Linked DNA regions of Homo sapiens: region 2 is linked to region 1. A link is a contact called in ENCODE Hi-C data. All regions are on one chromosome and are shown on one strand. The core of a region is the stretch at or near the end of the contact, and the rest is flanking DNA. Distances in the headings are between cores, read along the strand shown.

Region 1 (5,749 bases), core at 1,925-4,424:
GCAAGGGGTCAAATAGGCCCCTCTGGGAAGTACTACCACACAGGGTCCCAGGGCCTAAGTCAATCGGGAGTCAAAGCCAGGAGCAAACATCAAGGGTGTGCAGGAGAGGATTTCCACGGGGTTGCCCTGGCTGGCACATTCACGCCATGACCAGGACACCAGCCTGTAGTTCACTGAAGTCAACTTTCTCCTCTCCAAACTAACACTCACTTCCGCAGTCTGAGAAGGCACTCAATCCTGAGACTCAAAGTGTGCTAAGAGCCACCTTCCAAAGACATGGAGCCACTGAAGCAATCTCTGCTAGGGAGGCCTACATTCCAGACTCCACAACCTCTGGTCATTCAAGTATGTGCCCCCAACCCTTCCTTAAGTTTCCATCTCTTGGAAGACAGGCATGCGGGAGCGGAGGGGGAGGGGCGGGGGGCGGGGGCGGAGCACACCGGCGCACACACATGCACCCACCTCAACTTGGAGATCCACTCCCAAGGTGGCTCTGACACAGGCCCGCCAAGCCGCGTTTAGCACGCCCCCTGCTGGCCCACAAGAGCTAATTCAACCTTTCTTCCGTGGGCCTAAGGCATGAATAAATGACCTTAATATCCCAAAGGGAACAGAAAGAAAATCAGGGCAATTTTTACTTCTTAGAAACGGAAGATGTGACAGTGATCTCTTTTGGGAAATCACTGACAACTCCCAAATTTAAGCACTCTAAACATACAAGCGGGATGAAGAGGCTTTAAAGCGGTTGTTTTAAAATGTTTTGGGGAAATAAGTGACCCATACCTAAAGATTTAGTGGAAACACTTCCGTTTGAAGTTTTACTAGTACTACAGCGAGTTAAACCATAAACGTGGTGAATATTTTCACGAGTCTACAGGTGAAAACAAAAAGATGGATACGGGGCCAGATTGATTTCACAGACTCCATTTTCAAAGAGTTTGCAATGCAGACCCTGAAAAACCAATCTTCATACTATTGAGGACATGTTGTAAAGAAGAATCTCTGCCACAACTCAAGAGTTAAGTTCTACAGCAACTACACACAGCGGGAGCAGTGTCATCCAAAAGCAGCTCACTTGGAGCCAGTTTCTCATCTCACTTAGGCACACCATTGGGAATAAATGCGGCACCATCAGGAGGTCAGAGGCCAAGAATTACACACACTTGCTCAGAGAAAGGTGTCCCCTCTCCTTCTCCACCAAGCTTGGGGGCCTCAGGAGTTACTTTCTAAGGGAAAACCTGCCATCTATGATCCAGGCCCAAGTGAGACCCGCACGTGGCAATACTTCGTAAAGCGGCGATTTCCACCCATTATCAGCCTGAACACTAAAGGCCTAAGTAACCACTGTTTTCCCATTCTTTTCACACCAATACAGGGTTCAAGAGATTGAAGTTCCTAACCAGGTCCCAACTTTTGAGTGGCATATGGTATTAAATTCCTTACAGATCCAATAAAATCACACTAACAATTTAAGGCATGCTTATTTTAACCAATTAGGAGGTGTCATTAATTATTAAATACAAAAATGTCAATACTTTTGTCCCTTATTGGATATCCTTTCGATATGATAGGCTTGAGTAGATACTCAGATTGCCTTGGGAACTTGCTTAGTTTTGTTCCCATAAGAATTGGTACTAATGGCACACTCACAATAAAATAATGGAGTGTTGATCCCATTTAGTGGGGAATGTTTATCCAGAACTGAGTGTGCCGTGCAGATCTACCTCTGTTCTCGTGAACCCTCTTTGGGTCTTGAAGAGGCCTTTGAAGCTGGTGGGACACACGGCTGCTGGGAGGACCCTAGTGAACCTGCCTCCCCGCCTTCGCCCAGGGCAGGCTTCTCCGGGCACACCCTGGAGGAGGAGGAGGAGGATGGTGAAGGACACCTGCAGATTTTCCTGAAGCAATTAAGACCTGTAAAGATTTAGGCCCCGCTGTCAACCTTTTCCTGGACACATTATCTGCCTCATCATATTTTTAAAAATTGTTCCTCTTACAGCCCACTTCCATTTACAAAGGTATCACCTGGCGGTAACCATGTGCATGTCATACATGACTTTCCCCTGGATCCTTGTGCTGTGGATGAAGCGTTTCCCTGATCGGGGTCTCACAAGTTTCCCTTCAGCTACTCTTAAATCTATACATTCTCAAGCCAATAGACAGAAATAAAAGTCATTTGCACTTGTGTGAGGTAGCTGAGTTTACAGAGCAGAGGCAAATCCATTTTATTACAGAGATTCTCAAAGGGCTGCAATAGCTTCACCGGGAGGGAGGAGGGTACACTTGAGCGGTTGTGTCCAATGAAGGAAAGTTTTAGTTAATGATGACATCACTGACATCTCCCAAATTTAAAGGAGCACTTAAAGCACCGCAGATGCAATTTTTTCCCCTCCAGTGAGGAGATACTAGGGAAGGCCTCTGGGTTCACAGCCAAATTGCCTTAATGGTTTGCCTGCTGTCCAGCGAGACCCAGCAGAGCGAGCGGGACGGCGGTGCGCCGGGCCGCGGGGACCCACGCAGTCACAGCTCCGGTGCCCGGCGAGCGGCCTCGCGCGCGGCTCGGGGCCGGGCCCTGCCCGGCCGTCTGCAAGAGCCGCGGGACCCCCGACGCGCGCGCACGGACCGAGGGGTCGGTCGCCCCACGCCTGGCATCACGTTCCAGTGCGGACAGCCAAAGGGCTGAGCGGAGGCAGCAGCCCCGACCCAGCGGTAGCGCCGCGCCCTGCCCGAGAGAGGCGCGCCACGCCGGGCCGGAGCCGGTGGCCCGGGAGCCCGCGGGGTCCGGAGCGGAGCCCGCAATGCAGACGCGCCGGCGAGCCCAGCCGGGGCCCGCGCCCCCCGCGTCCCCGCGCCCCGGCCCCGCGGTCGCCCGGCCTCAACGCCCACCTGCCTCGCCACGGAGCTCGGGAAGGAGACGGCGCCGGCCCCGCGCCCGGAGAGCGCACCTGCCTGGTCCGCGGGCCCGGCCCCGCCGCCCGCCGGCAGCACCGCGGCCAGCGCCGTCTTACCTGCCGCGCCGCGCCGCTCCGCTCCGCCAGCCCGCAGCGCCGCAGTCGCCGCTACCCGACTTCCATTTTCTCTCGCTTTAAAGGAAAACCAGATCAGCTGTTTTGCTCCCGCTCGGGCTCCGCGGCCCCCTCCCCAGCTGCCGCTCGCGGTCCCGGTGGCCTCTCCTCCCCCGCCTCCTCCCGCGCTCCGCTCCGCCCCTCGCGCCCCTCCGCTCCGCCCGCGGCCGCGCACAACGCCCGCCTCCCGGCTCCGCCTGCTGCCTCCGGGCGCGCGCCCTCCTCTGACGTCACCGGTCGCGTTCGCGCCCCGCCCCCGCCCCGCGCGGACGTGCGCGCGCCGCGCCTGTGCCCCGCCCCCGCCCCTCCGGGGCCGGGCACGGAGAGCGCGTGCTCGCGGCCGCGAGCCGAGGAGGGGACGTACAGCGCCCGCGCGCCCGCGAGCCCGCTCCGGCTCTCCCATGCTTGCCCCTCGGGGTGCTCCTTCTGCGCTCTCCGCCTGGACTGCAGGAAAAGGCTGCTTAAACAGCCTGCCTTTTCCTGCTGCCTGACTCGCGCCATCTGCGGCCACCTGTCTCGTTTCTTCCCCCTGGCTGGCGCACCCTTCCTTCCTAAACATCCCAAACTTTCTCCCACCCAGGCTGTCCAGGCTGCAGTTTCTACGCCCTGCGCTGGGGCCTGTGCATCACGCCTAATCCAAAGCTGGTCCTTTTACCTCCCAAAAAGGTTCTCTGACCTTTTCCCATTTTTTGCCTTCCTCTAAAGACTTTTTCACGCCACCCCTTCAGATGGTTCCCCTCCCTGATGGCAAGACCTGCTCGCTGCTCTGGGCCCTTCTCACGTCACCCTGTAGATGTAGTCACGCTTCCTTATCCCAAACAGGACGTTATATTGCAGATGACCCATACCATCCTGGTGTACTTCTAAACAATCATTATTTTACTTTTAGTTTAGGACTTTTTGCTTGACTTTAAACATTGTATATGTTTAATAGTGTTTAATAATTTATTTGACTTTTAAAATTGATATTCAGTAAAATTGGTTATTTGATATATAATCCTGTGATCTTGAACCCTTGTTTGGATTCATGTAACCACTAGCGCAATAAAGAGCTCCCTAGTTCTGCCCTTTTATAACAGCGCCCCCGCCAACCCTAACTTTTGGTAACCACTGATAGGTTCTCCATTGCTACGGTTTTGTCTTTGTGAGTGTGTCGTATACATGGAATTACGCAATATGTAACATTTTGAAACTGACTTTATTCCCTCATCATTATACCTTGGAGATTCATCCATGTTATTGTGTATAGTAATAGTCCTTTTTATTGTTGAGGGGAGTCTCATTATTTGTACCACATTTTGTTTAGTCACCCACTGGAGAATATTTGCGTGGTTTCCAGTTTTTGGCGACTGTGAATAAACATTCTATAAACATTTGCATGCAGCGTTTTGTACGGACAAATTTTTTAAATTAGTTGACTAAATATCTAGGAGTGCAATTGCTAGATCTTATGGTAAATTTGTTTAACTTTATAAGAACCAAACAGTTTTCTAGAGTGGCTATAGCATTTTTATAACTGTCAGCAAATATGAATCCCTTTCCTTCATCCTCACCAGCACTTGATATTGGCTATCTTTATCTATCTATCTGTCCATCCATCCATCCATCCGTCTATCATCTATAATTTTAGACATTCTAGTAGGCATATAGTGCTATATCGTTGTTAATTTTCAATTTTCTACTGAAAAATTATGTGGAGCAACTTTTCATATGCACCTGTATATCTTCTTTGGTGAGATGTTTGTTCACATCTTTTGCCCATTAAAAAAAAAAGGTTGTTTTCTTATGGTTGAGTTTTAAGAGTTCTTTGTGTATTTTGGATAGAAGTACTTTATCTGATACGTGTTTTGCAGGTATTTTCTTCCAGTGGAAGCTTGTCTTTTCATTCTCTTAACAGTCCTGTCCTGAATTTAGGGGAAGTATCCAGTTTCTTACCACTAAATATGATGTTAGCAGTAGGATTTTTTTAGTTCTTCTTTATCAAGATTAGGAAGTTCTCTCTATTCCTAGTTTGCAGAGTTTTTATCATGAATGAATGTTGGATTTTGCCAAATTCGTTTTCTGCATCTATTGATACGGTCATGTGATTTTATTTTCTTTAGCTTGTTGATATGATGGGTTACATTGATTTTCAATTGATTTTCAAGGAACCGGTCTTGCATACTTGGGTCAAATTCTACTTGGGCATGGTATATAATTGTTTTTATACACCATTGTATTCAATATGCTAATATTTTGTTGAAGACTTTTGCATCTATGTTCATGAGAAATATTTGGCTATAGTTTTCTTTTTTGTAATGTCTTTAATTTATTTTGGTATGCCGGTAATGCTGGCCTCATAAAATGAGTTAAGAAGTAATATTTACTTGTATTTTCTGTAAGAAATTGTAAAGAACCTATATCAATTCTTCCATAAATGTTTGGTAAAATTCCCTGGTGAAACCATCTGAATCTGGTGATTTTTTTGAGACTTCATTAATTATTGATTCTTTGTGGATACAGAGCTATTAGGTGATCTGTTTGCTTTTCTGTAAAATGTAGTTGTATCATTCAAGGAATCGGTCCTTTTTATCTAATATTCAAACTTGTGGGTGTAAAGTTGTTCATCATAAACCTTTATTATTCTTTTAACATCTATGAAATTAGTAGAGATGACGCCTCTTTCATTTTTTGATATTGGCAAA
Region 2 (5,749 bases), core at 2,373-4,872, 160 kb after region 1:
GACACAGATAGTTCCACTAGTTAGTTTCATCAAACATTTAAGAAACAAATTATATCTTGCACAAACTATTTCAGAAAGTAGAGGAGGAGGAAGCATAAGATCTTCTACCAAAATTAGATGATAAAATTACAAGAAATGAAAATGATGGAGCAATATCCTTCATGGATATACATAGAAAATTCTTTTAAAATCTACTAACAAATTAAATTCAGCAGTAATCAAATCCATGACCAAGTGAATTTGTGGTTTGATGTCTTTTGTAAATATTGAAAAGTTCTCAGAATTTATTCTTTGAATAGTGCTTTTGTCTTACATTGACTCTCCATTTAATGAAAGGATCTTTTATATCTGAAAGACCTGGGGAGGAAGGTAGCCACCCAGCAAAGTCATCTGAACTTTTTGATTGTGGTGTGAGGGAGAAAGAAACTTTCATTGTGGTAAGCCAATGAGAATTGAGGATTATCACTGCAATGGACATCACCCACTATGATAACTAGCTTTACCATTTTAAACGTACAAATTTTATTTATTTTTATTATTTTTATTTATTTATTTATTTTGAGATGGAGTCTCGCTCTGTTGCCCTGCTAGTGTGCAATGGCATGATCTGGGCTCACCACAACCTCTGCCTCCCGGGTTCAAGCGATTCTCCTGCCTCAGCCTCCCGAGTAGCTGGGATTACAAGTGCCTGCCACCATGCCCGATTAATATTTGTATTTTCAGTAGAGACGGGGTTTGGCCACGTTGGCCAGGTTGGTCTCGAACTCGTGACCTCAGGTGATCCACCTGCCTCAGCCTCCCAAAGTGGTGGGATTACAGGTGTGAGCCACTGCACCCGGCCACAAATTTTATAGTTTATTTTTCAGTGTCCTATTATCTCAAATTGTGAGGCACACATTTTCCTGTTTACTCTGCCTACTGACTTTCCCTAATTGACGATGGCCTAGGATGATGTAGAGTTTGTTTCCTTGAATGGTTTATATTTTTTATTTTGAACTGATTTTCATGGATATTGCGATTTGGGGGCATTTTTTGGAGTCCCATGTGTGTAAAGTTACTAAATCTTCCTCCGGAGGAATTCTTGAATTCTAAACCATATAATACACATTTGGACTCCACACCTAAGCCTAATGCACTTTTTGGTTTTTAAATGTGTAATTATCTTTTTCCCCCTATCCGGAGCCCAAGCAGAAAACATGCTTCCTTCCACTTCCCTGGCTAATGGTTGAGGTTTCCTGGTCTTTTTTACACTGGAAAGGAGATTACACCAATTTCTGGATTTATGTGAATATCTCAGTTCCAGTTCCCCACCTCTCATAGGCCCCAAGCCCAAGGTCACCTTACCTCCTGAGAGTGTGTTAAAATTTCCCTCTTACCCATAGAATCTATATTTTTGGTATGCCCAGGCATGTATTCACATCCTGCTATGTTTTATTTGCTGTTTTTTTTTTGTTTTTTTTTGTTTTTTTTTTTTTTGCTTTGGGAACGGGAGTGAGTGTAGAACCTATACAGTCCCGTCAGCTCTATTCCAAGAATGTTCTGCTCTTTTCTTCGTTTCACAAATGAAAAACCTGAGTCCCATAGATGGGAGTCAATACAGCCAAACTCACAGACCTACCTATGGCACAGGGGAGACTGAAGTTTATTTTCCAACTTCCAGCAGTCCTACATTGTAAGCTGAGTGAGTGGACTGCGCTTGCAGGTCCTCCAGGTGCCTAGCGAGAACAGAGGACAAATAAATATTTACGAATTGCTTGTCTCACCTGAAAATGGTTTATTTCTAGGTTTCTGATATTATGGGGTGCAATGGCGGTAAAGAAGCAGTTCTGGTTTCAGGAATGTGATCCTGATAGCCATACTCCAGAAAAAATCAATAAATTCCCTTGGCCCCATGGGCTCATGCTCTTCTAGAAGGGAAGACAGGGCTCTTAGGTACTTTCAGCGCTCGTAGAAGAGTGTTGTTACAGTCCCATGACCAGTGCAGGGGATGTGCCACTGAGAATCTTTTCACTGATGCTTCATGGGCTTTCTCTATTCTGCTACTGGGTTTTATTTCCCTTCTTCTAATTCTCCCTTTACCAACAACTAATCCCCTGTAGATAATTAATTCATCAAGTGCCTGCTCTGTGATGTCCGGACTGCTAGAAGTGGTAGGGGGACTCAAGAGCCAGATGAAGCTAAGGGCACGCCTGTCTGCTCTCCAGGGACCCCTGGCGTCCCTTTCTCCTGGCAGAATGACTGCTATCCTTTGAGGTGAATCCAGTTCAGCTGTCACCTCTTCTATTAACCACTCTCCAAAAACAGCTAATCCTTCTTCTAGGCTCTTACCGCAGTTATGAAAGCCTATGCTGACCCTTTGTTTAAACATGTGTACATTAACAGTAATACATTTAAGACACTTCATGGCAAGGGCAATATACTGCGTTATTCTTCCAAATCAAATAGTTGGGCTCAGTCCCCCATTCCTGCTACTGGGGTACAGTCAAGCTCAGTCACCTTTTGGTGAGCCTTTCCCTAGTTCTTGGAGTCTTAAAAGAATCCCGTGGTTTTCGGCAGTTCAGAAACCCAGGCATTGCCGCTGCGTGGTCCACGGGAGTTGCTCTGGTGGAGCTCGGATGCCCGGGGGCTGCAGGAAAGAAGGTGGCAGCGCCCCCTACGCGGACGCAGGGCGCTGCTGTGCTCAGCAGAAGGGAGCAAATGGGATGGAGCTTCAGCCACCCTGGAAGCCGCCCCTTGGCGCCTTCCTCCCTCCCTTCCTCTTTCCAAAATCAAGCCCCCTCTTCAACATCAAGAACTCTCCGCACTCCCTGGACCTCTCAGAGCCTCTCCTCATTTACTCTTTCCAATGCGCTGGCTCAAAAGAGCCTAGATAAGAACACCAAGTTCTGGCTGTCCTTCCAGCAAAGAGTTAGGAGTTAACTTTTCAATCTTTTTTAATCTCCTTTAAAAAAGAATGAGCCATACATTAGGGTAACCACTGGGAATCCCATCACACACATTGGCGGCATCTCTCCTCCCCGACAGGGTGCCTCCAGCACTTCAGATCCCAGCCGAGAGTCTGGCTGCTGGCGCCCAGCAAACGGTGCGGAAAGCAAACCGGGGCTCGCGGAAAGCGGGAGGAGGGGGGCTTCCTCGGGTCTGTTTTGTCTGGTTGGCAAGACTTCCGAAGCCTGGTTCCCTATAGCTGCCACCCGGTCGCTGGCGTGGAGGAGGGAGTCCGGGAAGACTGGACCCCAGAATTGTCCCGGCTTTCTCCCGAGTGCCCAGCGCAGCTTCTGGCTGAGAGCGGGAGCGGGCTGAGTGGGGACAAAGAACGCAAGGGAGAGGTAGAGCCTGGCCTTGGGCAGCCCCTGGCCTGGCCAGAGGCGCGAGGCCGAGAGCCCGCTCGGTGGAGACTGGGGGTGGAGGTGCCCGGAGCGTACCCAGCGCCGGGAGTACCTCCCGCTCACACCTCGGGCTGCAGTTCCCTGGGTGGCCGCCGAGACGCTGGCCCGGGCTGGAGGGATGGGGGGGCGGGGACGGGGGCGGGGGCGGGGCTCGTCACGTGGAGAGGCGCGCGGGGGCGGGCGGGGCGGGGGCGCGCGCCCGGCTCCTTAAAGGCGCGCGAGCCGAGCGGCGAGGTGCCTCTGTGGCCGCAGGCGCAGGCCCGGGCGACAGCCGAGACGTGGAGCGCGCCGGCTCGCTGCAGCTCCGGGACTCAACATGCGCTGCTCGCCGGGAGGCGTCTGGCTGGCGCTGGCCGCGTCGCTCCTGCACGGTAAAGCCACTGCCTCCCCGCCCTCCACTCCTCCGTGGGATCCCGGGCACATCCCGGGCGCCTCTGTGCGCCCCGCGCCTGGGCCAGGTTTGGGATCTCCCCGCCGCCGGGGAGGGGCAGCGGGGGCGCTGCGGGGGCTGCTTGTCTGGGCTGCACCGGGTGGGCGGCGGGGGACGCCGGCAGGAGGGAGTCGGGGGTACCCCCGCCGGCCTGCCCTGAGCCCCCTGCCCGGGTCTTCTCTCCTTAAGTGTCCCTGCAAGGCGAGTTCCAGAGGAAGCTTTACAAGGAGCTGGTCAAGAACTACAATCCCTTGGAGAGGCCCGTGGCCAATGACTCGCAACCACTCACCGTCTACTTCTCCCTGAGCCTCCTGCAGATCATGGACGTGGTGAGTCCCGCCTGGCTACAGGGCTGCCCTCTCCCCTTCCTGGGCTCCGAGGGGCTTTTTAGACAGCGTCGGGCGGCCAGGCGGTGGAGCTCGGCTGGGGCACTCTAGTTGGCCCCAAGCTAGGCAGGGCCATGCTCTGAGTCTGTCCCCAGCCTGCCCTCTCCTGAGTGTCTCATTTCTCGGTTTCCCCTCCAGCCAAGGAGGGACCTGGTAAAGCTTATTCCATCACCCTGGCCACCTGTGCATGGTTACTTGGGTCCCACCTTTCTCTCAGGTTAGAAACTCAAGCATCCTGAGCTGGGACTCAGTAGCAAGAACAGGTGAAGTTCACTTTTTAATCTCCCTTATGGTGTAAGTGTTGACTTGCATTCCAGCATTGTCAATTTAGCCACTTCTAGACTTTTCTGCCGCCTATGGTATGTAACTTCTTTGGTGGGGGCCTGGCCCTGAGCTTTGCAGCTGGCGAATCTATCCAGGCAGAGGGCAAGAGGGCCAGCTGTGAACTTTCACTGTGACCCCATCTTAGGAATGGGCATGCTTTGCCTTCCTGGTGAGGACAGGTACTGGGAGTCCTGCTCCGAGGACTCAGGGTTCCCCGTCAGGAATACATGTGTCTGTCCCTCCAGGCAGCTGCCATCAGTTCCGTGGGTCTCTTGCCTTGCAGCCTTGCTAGTGCCCACTTCAGTTAGCCAATCTGTGTAAACTTGCCTATTGTTCCTCTATGCTGCTTTGGATATTCAATATTCATGGTATATTCTCCATACAATACAAATACTTCACACAAGTGTTTAATTCATTATAAGTGGGTTTGGTGTCTTGTCTATACGGAGTATCGGATTCTATTGTGGAGCACCCTGGAGTGTGGCAGGGTGGGGCACAGGGATAATAATGTTCATTGGGAGGGAGAGCATGATGGGAAAGAGGTGAGAGAATAGCCACAATTACTGGTTAAAAAAGAAATAGTGCTAAGAGCTACCTGGCAAAGTGGAAAAAGGTAAGAGGTGATATTTCATAATCCTACAAATAAACAGTTACCCGCACTATCATGTTGATGAATGGTATATCACTTAACCTAGTTAAAATTGCCATCATACATTGCCTCCTTTCCAACGCTACACTCGCCTCAAATGTGTTCTTCCTCCTACAGACAGAATCATGCTTTAAAATATTGAATGTATATGTGATGATGTGGAAAAGTTATCATGAGAAGAGCTGTAGGGGAAGGCAGGTTCAGTCTCATGTGTTGCAGAGCAGCAAAAGTTGCTGTTTATGGAGCAGTTCCTCAGTTGCTTTAAAGAGCTCAGGATTTGTACTTGGGATCTTCGGTGGGTTCTGTCTGTGTTGGTTTCTGGATGGCTGCTGTTAGGTAAGTTTCTTAAGCATCTTGAGCCTTGGCTTTCCGGCTAATAAAATGCACACTGTCAGTCATTGTGATCAACTAAAGAATATGGAAACAACTTGAAGAGACCTTAAAGCTAGATATGTGATTATGGTCATTTTCATGCAGAAACCACATGAAAAAGGACCAGGCAGCAGAGCTAACACACCCCGCAAGTGGTGTGTGACAGGGTGAGAAAGGGACAGTAGCCCCCTCTTCCCCCATT

What was found. Hi-C counts contacts between places; a loop is a spot of excess contacts on that map. Pooled maps may share reads with other maps.
Region 2: a loop to region 1 is called in a map of gastrocnemius medialis, with 11 times the contacts of the local background. The contact joins the promoter of CHRNA7 here to the promoter of OTUD7A in region 1. A Hi-C loop is called at or near these places in 6 of 168 maps with a recorded cell type or tissue (Caco-2, ascending aorta, gastrocnemius medialis and 3 more), 14 of 37 single-sample maps with no recorded cell type and 24 of 50 pooled maps.

What each region holds. Positions count from the first base shown.
Region 1 is chr15:31,867,499-31,873,247 of GRCh38, forward strand. OTUD7A (OTU deubiquitinase 7A) reads right to left here and starts at 3,175. Exons shown (of 13, transcript NM_001382637.1): 1 at 3,009-3,175. RefSeq lists silencers at 348-642, 3,138-3,207.
Region 2 is chr15:32,026,893-32,032,641 of GRCh38, forward strand. CHRNA7 (cholinergic receptor nicotinic alpha 7 subunit) reads left to right here and starts at 3,623. Exons shown (of 10, transcript NM_000746.6): 1 at 3,623-3,757; 2 at 4,006-4,145. The coding sequence starts at 3,703. LOC124903441 reads right to left here and starts at 3,704. Exons shown (of 3, transcript XM_047433397.1): 1 at 3,665-3,704; 2 at 2,965-3,496; 3 at 1,642-1,715. The coding sequence starts at 3,704. The coding sequence ends at 1,643. RefSeq lists an enhancer at 3,682-4,247.